Linked DNA regions of Homo sapiens: region 1 is linked to region 2. Evidence: chromatin contacts called from ENCODE Hi-C or POLR2A ChIA-PET data. All regions are on one chromosome and are shown on one strand. The core of a region is the stretch at or near the end of the contact, and the rest is flanking DNA. Distances in the headings are between cores, read along the strand shown. Region 1 holds the start of ABHD4 (abhydrolase domain containing 4, N-acyl phospholipase B). Region 2 overlaps OXA1L-DT (OXA1L divergent transcript).

Region 1 (5,119 bases), core at 39-2,538, 110 kb after region 2:
AAATGTTACAAGTAAACACTGGAAATGGTGCCTGGCACACTGTATGTGCTCAAAACTATGCGGGAGGTAAGGGCTGGAGTGGGAAATTGAGGCAAGGAGCAGAAAAGACATTCAGCCATGAACTTAACCTGGCTAGGACGGTCTCTGTCAACTTGATGGGGGTGAAGCACAAGGGGTTCTGTGCTGGGAGAGAATCCTGTTCTAGACCTCTGTGATCTTGGGCAAGTCTCCTAATTTCTATGGACACCAGCTTCTTCATTTTTAAAAAGGAGCTGAACTACCTGCATGTCCTCCAGCTCTAATATTCTGCCTCCCTAAGTCCTTTAAAGCATTGCAAATTTCCTCTTGGAAAAGTCATCTTAGAAAGTAAAACATTCCCCTGGACATTTCTTTCAAGCCCAGCAAGCTATTAATTATGGTCATAAAGTTAATTAGTTCCCCGGACTTCCAGTTCTACAGGTCTGAAAAACAGGATTACTGGGTCCAGGAAAGGCCCAGTTCTGGTGAAACCAAGGCTCGGCTGGGAGCTGAGTCATTCTTCTCGTAGCAACTTTTTCTTACTCCTATCAGATTGCGAACTGCTAGTCACACCACCTACAGGTGGTATCCCAAACCTGATGCCCTTGAAAGAGTGGTAGCAAATCCCAATAGCTCTAAATCTGAAACCATTGCATTAAAGATGTTGTTACGATTATTAAAAGCATTATCAACTAGGATCACATGCGGCTACGTGTCTCGGTGGGCGACAGCTAAAGAAACTTGCAAGCCCGTTGTTCCACACCAATTTCAGCGCGATGGAGACCTCTCCAGTCTCTCCACATCTTCTCTTTGCCGGGCGGAGGGAGGAGGCTCTCTCCATCCCCACGACTGCCGTTCTGGGGGGCAAGTCGAGACGAGCACGCCTGGCTGCTACCTCCGCACCCGCGTCCCACAAGCTTGCTTTCGGGGATCTCACACATCAACATGGAATCTCTCCAGAGGCCAGAGGAGAATGAGGGGCACTCGCGAGGACTAAGGTAGAAAGCCAGGATCCCCGGGCTGCGGGCGAGCGCGTCTCCCATGGCTCCCCAGGCTCAGCCGCTGCCTCTTCTGGGCAAATGCAAAGCAAGCAACGCACCCACCCCCCGCCCTCCCCGGAGGCCGACCTGGAAAAGGAAGAGCGGGAAGGTGTCTACAACTGTTCCTCAGCCACAGACAGTCCCAGGATCATGGCCCAGAGAGAGAGAGAGAAAGAGAGAAAGGGACAGGATTAACTCACTGCTGCTCCAGATCATCGGCCATAGTAAACAAGCCTTGCCAGGTCCTGGCGAGCCCGCCCAGCGCCTGACGCCAGCACCAGCTGACCCGGGAGGCCGCGGGGAGCAAGGGGGCGTGGCCGCGCAGGGGGCAGGGCTCGCGGCGGGCCGGCGGTCGGCGGTGGGACCCTCAAAACTCTGCAACTTGGTTTCAGCTAGTGGGGCCCTTGCTGTGTTTTCAATCACTGGCATGTGTCCCGGCAGAGATGTCTCTGACGGTCTCAGAATGGGACAGTAATCCTGGTCACACATTTGGGGGAGTCCTTGCAGGAGCTCCGACAGCCCTCCCTTCTCTCATAACTAAAAAGTGGTAGAACTACGCCTGCACGCTCGCACCCACTCTTTGGGCTTCCCATTGTAACTGTGTCCTCCTGAAATCGACCCTTGTTAATGTTCCTTCTAGTAAGAGGCTTAAATGTTTGTGGAGACAACGCCATTGGTTGAATGCTCCTACAAAGGGCCTGGATGCCAGATTTCGAAACTAAAATACAGGACACCTAGTTAAATGTAAATTCCAGATTTAAATAAAGCAAATACTTTTTTAGAATAAGTATGGGCCATGCAGTATTTGGGACATAAGTAGGCATCCTGTATTTTCTCTGGCAAACCTAAACCTATATGACATCTGCCAAAATGGGCATATCTCTGCTCTGATGTTGACTCTGACCCCAACCTATTTTCCAGGGAAAATATAGCTCAACTCCAGGTCACCCTCAGTTTGGAGGATAACAGTTGAAGGACTCACCAATAAGGCTAGGTCTCCTTTCGGTATGTAAATGCGGGGACAGGGAGATAAGGCTGGCTTGGCCCAGAGGTCCTGAGTGCACTTCAGTTTGCTCAGCAGAGGAGCTAAATCTTGAGGCTGGCTGCTGAATTTGCTTGTACCGGTAAACAGGGCCTGACCTCCCTGGAACTGTCAGATTTCAGATCATCCCCTTAGTTAAAACCAGACTAGGGGTGGGGCGCGGTGGCTCACGCCTGTAATCCCTGCACCTTGGGAGGCCAAAGTGGGTGGATCACTTGCAGTCAGTAGTTCGAGACCAGTCTGGCCAACATGGTGAAACCCCATCTCTTACTAAAAATACAAAAAATTAGCCAGGTGTGGTAGCAGGCACCTGTAATCCTAGCTACTGGGGAGGCTGCGGCAGGGAGAATTGCTTGAACCCAGGAGGCGGAGGTTGCAGTGAGCCAAAATTGTGACACTGCACTCCAGCCTGAGAGACAGAGTGAGACTCCATCTCAAAAACCAAAAACAAACAAGCAAACAAACAAAAAAAACCAGACTGGGGAGTGGTGGAGGATGGGTGAGAGAATGCTGGTGCACAGGGGTTTATCAAAGCATTTTTCTTTAGCCTTCCTGCAGGACCCAGATGATTCTGAGATTTCTTCTTTGTAGCAACACAGTGTTAAGCTGATCATTATAAAGACTTAACGTTTAGGAGAACCAGCATTTATAGAGTTTAGGGGCTTAGGAATTTGCCAGATGTGGTACAAAGTAGTTCAACTAGCAGAGGACTTGTCTCTTTCATGCAACCTTTTTTTTTTTGAGACTGATTCTCACTGTCACCTAAGCTGGAATGCAGTGTCATGATCATGGCTCACTGCAGCCTTGAACTCCTGGGCTCAAGGGGTCCTCTTGCCTCAGTCTTCTAAGTAGCTAGGACTACATGTGCCCAGCTAATTTTTTTTTTAGTTTTTGTAAAGATGGGGTCTTGTTATTTTGCCCAGGCTGGTCTCAAACTCCTTGGCTCAAGCTATCTTTCTGCCTTGGGGTCTCAAAGTGCTGGGATTACAGGGGTGAGCCAACAAACTTGGCTTCGTTCAATCTTTCAACAAAGCACAGTGGTTCTAAACTTCAGTATGCATAGAATCATCTGGTGGATTTATTAGAAATTCAGATTTCTGGGCTGGGCATGGTGGCTCACGCCTGTAATCCCATCACTTTGGGAGGCCGAGGCAGATGGATCACGAGGTCAAGAGTTTGAGACCAGCCTGGCCAACATGGTGAAACCCCATCTCTACTAAGAATACAAAAATTAGCCAGGTGTGGTGGCGCGTGCCTGTAATCCCAGCTACTCAGGAGGCTGAGGCAGGAGAATTGCTTGAACACGGGAGGAGGAGGTTGCAGTGAGTTGAGATCGTGCCATTGCACTCCAGCCTGGGGGACAAAGCAAGACTCCATCTTGGAAAAAAAAATTCAGATTTCTAGCACCTACCCTCTGAGATTCAGATTCAGCTGGTTTGGCTTGATGCTAGAAAGCCGCATTTTTAGGAAGCACCGCAGATACTGGTGCTCCACGAGACTCACTGGTTGGTTAGAAGTATAGATTCTGGAGTCATGAAGCCTGGTTAAGTTCAGTATTTGCTTTGCCACTTATCCACTGTAAATCCTTGGCCAAGTTATTTAGCATCTCTTAATTTCTTCCTCTGGCTTGTATCTTGTGAGAACTAACCAAGATAATTCAAATAAACATGTGGTACACTTATTTGTGATACGAATATTACTTATTTTTGTTGTTGCTGTTATTCAATGCCAAGAATTATGTTGAGCACTAAAAATACAATTATCCAGCCTGGGCATCATAGCAAGACTCTATCTCTACAAAAATGAAAAAAATTAGCTGGGCATGGCAATGCACACCAAAAGTAACAGCTACTCCGAAGGGTGAGGCAGGAGGATCACTTGAGTCTAGGAGTCAGAGGTTAGAGTGAGCTATAATCCCACCACTGCACTCCAGCCTAGGTGAGAGTCAGACTCTGTCTCTAAAAAAAGAAAAAATAAATAAAAGCAATTATCAAAAGGAAATAAACAACCTGCTCTAGTGGTAAACACAGACTTTCTATCTGTTGCTACCCTAGGCTGTTCTTGGCTTTGCAGAGCTGATAACTTTGTATTCAGAGCTCAGCTCAAACTTCCCCTCATCTGAGGCATTTCTTGACCACAGGATCTAAAGAGAGCCCCCCATCACTCTGTCACATTACCCTATTTTTATTTTCTTCATAACACATAACATTATCTGAAATTATCTTGCATTGTTTTTACTCATTTATTATCAGTTTCCTTCCACTAGAGAATAAATTTCCTGGGGGACCCTCTCTGTCTTGTTATCTGCTGTGCTCCCAACACCTAGAACAAAGTGTGGCAGAGTAGGCACTCAATATTTGTTGGGTAAATGAAGAAAAGTCTAGTGAAGAGGCAGAAGCATAAACAATTACCTATGAAACAATATACTAAGTGTCAAAGGCTTTGGGAGCTACATTCTAAATTGTACCAAATAGAAAATTCCATACTGTATCACTCCCAGACAGGACAATAAAATCTCCCACTTTTCTGAAAACCTGTAAGTTGTGAGATTTTTTTAGGCAAGGACGACTACACATGAACTGGTATTAGATCTCTCTAGACCATTTCTCAGGAGTGCAGAGAAGTGTTTGTATTTTGTTTTCATGTGCGAAATCAGCTTTAAAGTAGAGGTTTCTTGGAAGTAGGAAACTTGAATGGATGGAAAATGCCTTTAATAACCAAAGTTACCACAGTTTTTAAGGTATCCCCAGTGCTGATGTATCTCAGGATCAGGACGGATCTGCTAGAATTACACAGAGTAAAGAGGACTCTCGGAGCCTACTCTAAGGCAGGCCTCTGGGGAGAAAATGTAAGTTATTTTTTTTCTCCTTATCATCAGGACAAAGCACACCATGAGCAAGTATGAGACTCCAACAAGTGTGGATGGAAATTAATTTGACAAATCTGAAACCATCTTTGCAAAATTATGACTGAGACAGTGAAAGAGATCTAACTTAACTGACTCCATCTCGCTTCTAAC
Region 2 (4,917 bases), core at 320-2,819:
CTGATATTGGGAGTAATATTATCTTCTCCCCGCCCCCCCGGGTATTAGGAACAATATCGGGGGCTGGGGTGTGTACGCCTCCTGTGATATTAAGAGTAATAGTTTTTCCCCTGGATATTAGGAAAAACATGAGAGGGTGGGTGTACACTCCCTGCAATATTGGAAGTAATATCATCCTCCATCCTCAAATATTAAAAACAATATCCCAGAGAACGTGTACATTCCCTGCGATATTTGGAGTAATATTATCCCCTACCCCCGCTAGATATTAGGAACAATATCACATAGGAGTGCACACCCCCTGCGATATTGGGAGTAATATAATCCTCTTTCCCCTTGGATATTAAAAACAGTATCACAGAGGGGGTGTACGCCCCCTTCGAAATTGGTAGTAACAACATACTCTCCCTCCCGGGATATTAGGAACAATATTACAGGGTGGGTGTACACTCACTGCAATTTTGGGAGTAATATCATCTGCTCCCTTAATGGATATTAAGAACAATATCACAGGCGGGGTGTTTTCCCCACCTGCGATATTGGGAGTAATATCATCCTCTTCCCACCTGAATATTAGGAATAAAATCACAGGGAGGGTGCACACCCCCTGCGATATTGGGAGTAATATCATCCTCTCCCCTCCTGGATATTATAAACGATATCACAACGGGGGGTGTACACCCCCACGATTTTGAAAGTAATATCATCTTCTCCCCAACTGATACTAAAAACATTATCACACGGATGTGTATGCCTCCTGCAATATAAAGAGTAATTTCATCCTCTCCCCTCCTGGATATTAGGAAGAATATCACGGGGCGGGGCTTTGTACGCCCTCTGCAATATTGGGAGTAATATCATCTTCTGCCCCCTGGATATTAAAAACAATATCACAGAGGGGGTATGCAACCCCTGCGATAGTGGGAGTAATATCATCCTCTCCCGCCCTGGATATTAGGAACAATATCATGGTGGGAAAGGTGTACACGCCGTGCGATATTAGGAGTAATATCATCCACTTCCCCTCTGGATTTAGAAACAATATCACAGGGGAAGTGTACACCCCCTGCGATGTTAAGAGTAATATCACGGCTGGGCGCGGTGGCTCACGCTTGTTATCCCAGCACTTTGGGAGGCCGAGGCGGGCGGATCACGAGGTCAGGAGATCGAGACTATCCTGCCTAACACGGTGAAACCCCGTCTCTACTAAAAAAAAAAAAAAAAAATACAAAAATTAGCCGGGCGCGGTAGAGGGCGCCTGTAGTTCCAGCTGCTCGGGAGGCTGAGGCGGGAGAATGGCGTGAACCCGGGAGGCGGAGCTTGCAGTGAGCCGAGATCGCGCCGCTGCACTCCAGCCTGGGTGACAGAGCGTGACTCCGCCTCAAAAAAAAAAAAAAAAAAAAAAAGAGTAATATCATCCTCTCCTTCCCTGGATATTAGAAACAGCCTTACAGAGAGGTGTATACCAACTGTGATCTTAGGAGTAATATTATCCTTTACCCCCCTGGATATTAGGAACAATATCACAGAAAGGTTGTACAACATCTCGATATTGGGAGTAATATAATCCTCTCCACTTCCGCATATTAGAAACAATATCACAGGTGGGGGTGTACATCCCGTGCGTTATTGGAAGTAATATCATTTTCTTCCTTTCTGGATATTCAGAACAATATCACAGGAGGGCTGTACACTCCCTGCAATATTGCGAGTAATATTATCCTCTTCGCCCATGGAAATTAGGAACAATATCACAGGCAAGGTGTACACCTCTTGAGATACTGAAAGTAATATCATCCTTTCCGAACCTGGATATTAGGAACAATATCACGGGGAGTTGTATACTCTCCGCGATATTGAGAGTAATATCATTTTCTCCCTGCTATATTTTAAGAACAATATCACAAAGGGGGTGTACAACTGCTGCAATATTGGGAGTAATGTCATCTTTTTTCTTCTGGATATTAGGAACAATACTACAAGGGATGTGTACATCCCTGCAATATTGAAAGTAATATCAACCTCTGCCACCCTGGATATTAGGAAAAATATCACAGGAGGGGTGTACACCCCTTGCATTACTGGGAGTAATATTATCCTCCCCTAACCTGGATATTAACATCACAGGAGGGGTGTACACCCCCTTCGATATTGAGAGTAATATTATCCTCTCCCTCTCTAGATATGAGAAACCATATCACAAGGTGAATGTACATTCCCTGCAATGTTGGGAGTAATATCATTCTCTTTACCCCTGGTTTTACACCCCCTCTGATATTTGTACTAATAGTATCCTCTTCTGTCCTGGATATTAAAAACAATAGCACAAGGTGGGTGTACACCCCCTGCAATATTGGGAGAAATATTATGCTCTCTTCCCCTGGATATTAGAAACAATATCACAGAAGGGGTGTACACCCCCTGCGACATTGGGAATAATATCATCCTCTGCGTCCCTGAATATTAGGAACAGTGGTTCACCCCCCTGTAATATTGGGCATAATATCCTCTCTCTCTCTCTCTCTAAATATTGGGAACAATATCACAAGTGAGGTGTACAGCCCCGGTGATATTGGGTGTAATATTATCCTCTCTCACTTTGGATATTAGGAACAATACGAAAGAAGGTGCATACACCCCCTGCGATATTGGAAGTAATATCATCCTCACTCCACCTGGATATTAGAAACATTGTCACCTGGGGGTTGTACCCCCCCTGTGAAATTGGGCATAATATCATTATTTTCAACTGTGGATATGACGAACAGTATCACAGAAGAGGTGTATGACCTGTGCGATATTGAGAGTAATATCATCCCTTCCCTTTTTGGATATTAGCAACAATGTTACAGAAGGGGTCTACACCCTCTGCGATATTTGGAGTAATATCATCCTCTCCCCCTTTGGATATTCGGGAAATATAACGTGGGGGTGTACACCCCTAGCGATATTGGAAGTAATATCATCCTCTCCCCCCATGAATATTAGGAACAATATCACGGTGGGGGTGTACACCCCCTGCAGTATTGGGACTTTTCCTTTTCTCACCCTTGTGATATTAGGAAGAATATCACAGGAAAAGTGTACACCCCCTGCGATATTGGGAGTAATATCATTTTGTTTCCTTCTGGATATTAGGCACAATATCATGGGGTGGGTATACACCCCCTGCAACATTGGGAATAATATTCTTCTCTTCTTCCCTGGATATTAGGAAATGCATCACAGTGGTGGCGTACACCCCCTGCGATATTAGGAGTAATATAATCCTCTCCCCCCCGAATATTAGGAATAATATCACAGGGGGCGTGTACACTTTCTGCGATATTGGGAGTAACATCATTCTCTTTTTCCCAGGATATTAGGAACAATATCACAAAGGGGGTGTACACTGTCTACAACATTGGGAGTGATATCATCTCCCCCACTGAATATTAGGAACAATATCCCAGAGGGGATGCACACCTCTTGCGATATTGGGAATAATATTATCCTGTCTCCTCTTGGATATTAGGAACAATACACCCCCTGCGACACTGGAAGTAATATCATCCTCTCTCTTCCTTGATATTAGGTACAATATCACAGGGGGATTGTACTCCCCCTGCGATATTGGGAGTAATATTATTCTCTTCCCCTGTGGATTTTGGGGGTGTACACCCCCCTGTGATATTGTTTGTAATATTTAGGGGGGAGTTGATATTACTCGCAATATCGTAAACACCCTGTGTGTACATTCTCGGTGATAACGTTCGTCATATCCAGGGTGGCAGAGGATGATATTACTCCCAATATCACAGGGTGTGTACCCCATCCTATGATATTGTTGATAATATCCAGGGGAGGAGAGGGTGGTATTACTCCCAATATTGCAGAGTGTACACCTTCCTGTGATATTGTTCATAATATTCAGAGGGGGAGAGGATGGCATTACTTCCAATATCGCATGGAGTATACACTCCCCTATGATGTTGTTTATAGTTTTTCAGGGGGGAGCATAAAAGTATTCCCAATATCACAGAGGGTGTACATCCTTCTGTGATATTGTTTGTAATATGCACTGGGGGAGAAAATGATATTACTCCCAATGTCGCAAAGATTGTATACCCCTCGTGATATTGTTCATAATATCCAGGGGGAAAGAGGATGATATTACTTTTAACACTGCAGGGCGTGTACACCCCTTTGTAATATTGTTCATGATATCCAGGGGTGAGAGTATGTTCTTACTCTTAATATCGCAGGGGGTGTACACCCCCTCGGGATATTGTTCGTAATATCAAGGCGGGGAAAGGATGATATTATTCCCAATTTTGCAGGGGGTGTACACCCACCTGTGATATTTTTGCTATTACCCGGTGGGGGGGGGAGCATATCGCCCCCAATATCGCAGGGGGTGTACACCGTTCTGTCATATTGTTCGTAGTAACCAGGTGGAAAGAAAATGATATTAACCTCAATACTGCAGGGGGTGTACACCCTCCTGTGATATTGTTCACAATATCCAGGGAGGGAGAGGATAATATTACTTTCTACATCGCAGCAGCTGTAGAACTTCCTGTGATATTATTTGTAATACCCAGGAGGGGAGAGGATGATATTACTTCCCATATCTCAAGGGGTTAACACCCTTCTGTGATACTGTTCATAATATTCAGGTGGGGAGAAGATGATATTACAGTCAATATTGCAGAGGGTGTACACCCTCCTGTGATATTGTTTGTAATATTGGGGGGGTGAGGATGACATGACTCCCTATATCGCAGGGGTGTACACCTTCCCGTGATATTTTGTAATATCCAGAGAGGGAGAGGATGATATTACTCCCAGTATCGCAGGAGGTGTATACCCCTCTGTAATATTGTTTGTAATATCCAGGTGGGGAGAAAATGATATTACAGGAAGTATAGAACCCCC

The links. Hi-C counts contacts between places; a loop is a spot of excess contacts on that map. ChIA-PET counts read pairs that join two places held with the same protein, here RNA polymerase II (POLR2A). Pooled maps may share reads with other maps.
Region 1: a loop to region 2 is called in a map of heart left ventricle, with 2.1 times the contacts of the local background. The contact joins the promoter of ABHD4 here to the enhancer-like site in region 2. A Hi-C loop is called at or near these places in 3 of 168 maps with a recorded cell type or tissue (dorsolateral prefrontal cortex, endothelial cell of umbilical vein and heart left ventricle), 4 of 37 single-sample maps with no recorded cell type and 9 of 50 pooled maps. POLR2A ChIA-PET finds 5 or more read pairs at or near these places in 5 of 52 experiments (A549, CD8-positive, alpha-beta memory T cell, OCI-LY7 and 1 more).

What each region holds. Positions count from the first base shown.
Region 1 is chr14:22,594,469-22,599,587 of GRCh38, reverse strand. ABHD4 (abhydrolase domain containing 4, N-acyl phospholipase B) reads right to left here and starts at 1,288. Exons shown (of 7, transcript NM_022060.3): 1 at 1,259-1,288. The coding sequence starts at 1,281. RefSeq lists an enhancer at 1,054-1,293 and a silencer at 1,404-1,603.
Region 2 is chr14:22,709,668-22,714,584 of GRCh38, reverse strand. All of the region lies in intron 2 of OXA1L-DT (OXA1L divergent transcript), which reads left to right. Among named protein-coding and RNA genes, the nearest start is that of OXA1L-DT, 54 kb to the left of the region's middle. Within about 2 kb of position 1,569, at least 3 of the 41 ENCODE cell types and tissues checked have a DNase peak (open chromatin) inside an H3K27ac peak, as active enhancers do; they include OCI-LY7 and endothelial cell of umbilical vein, where a contact is called at or near this core.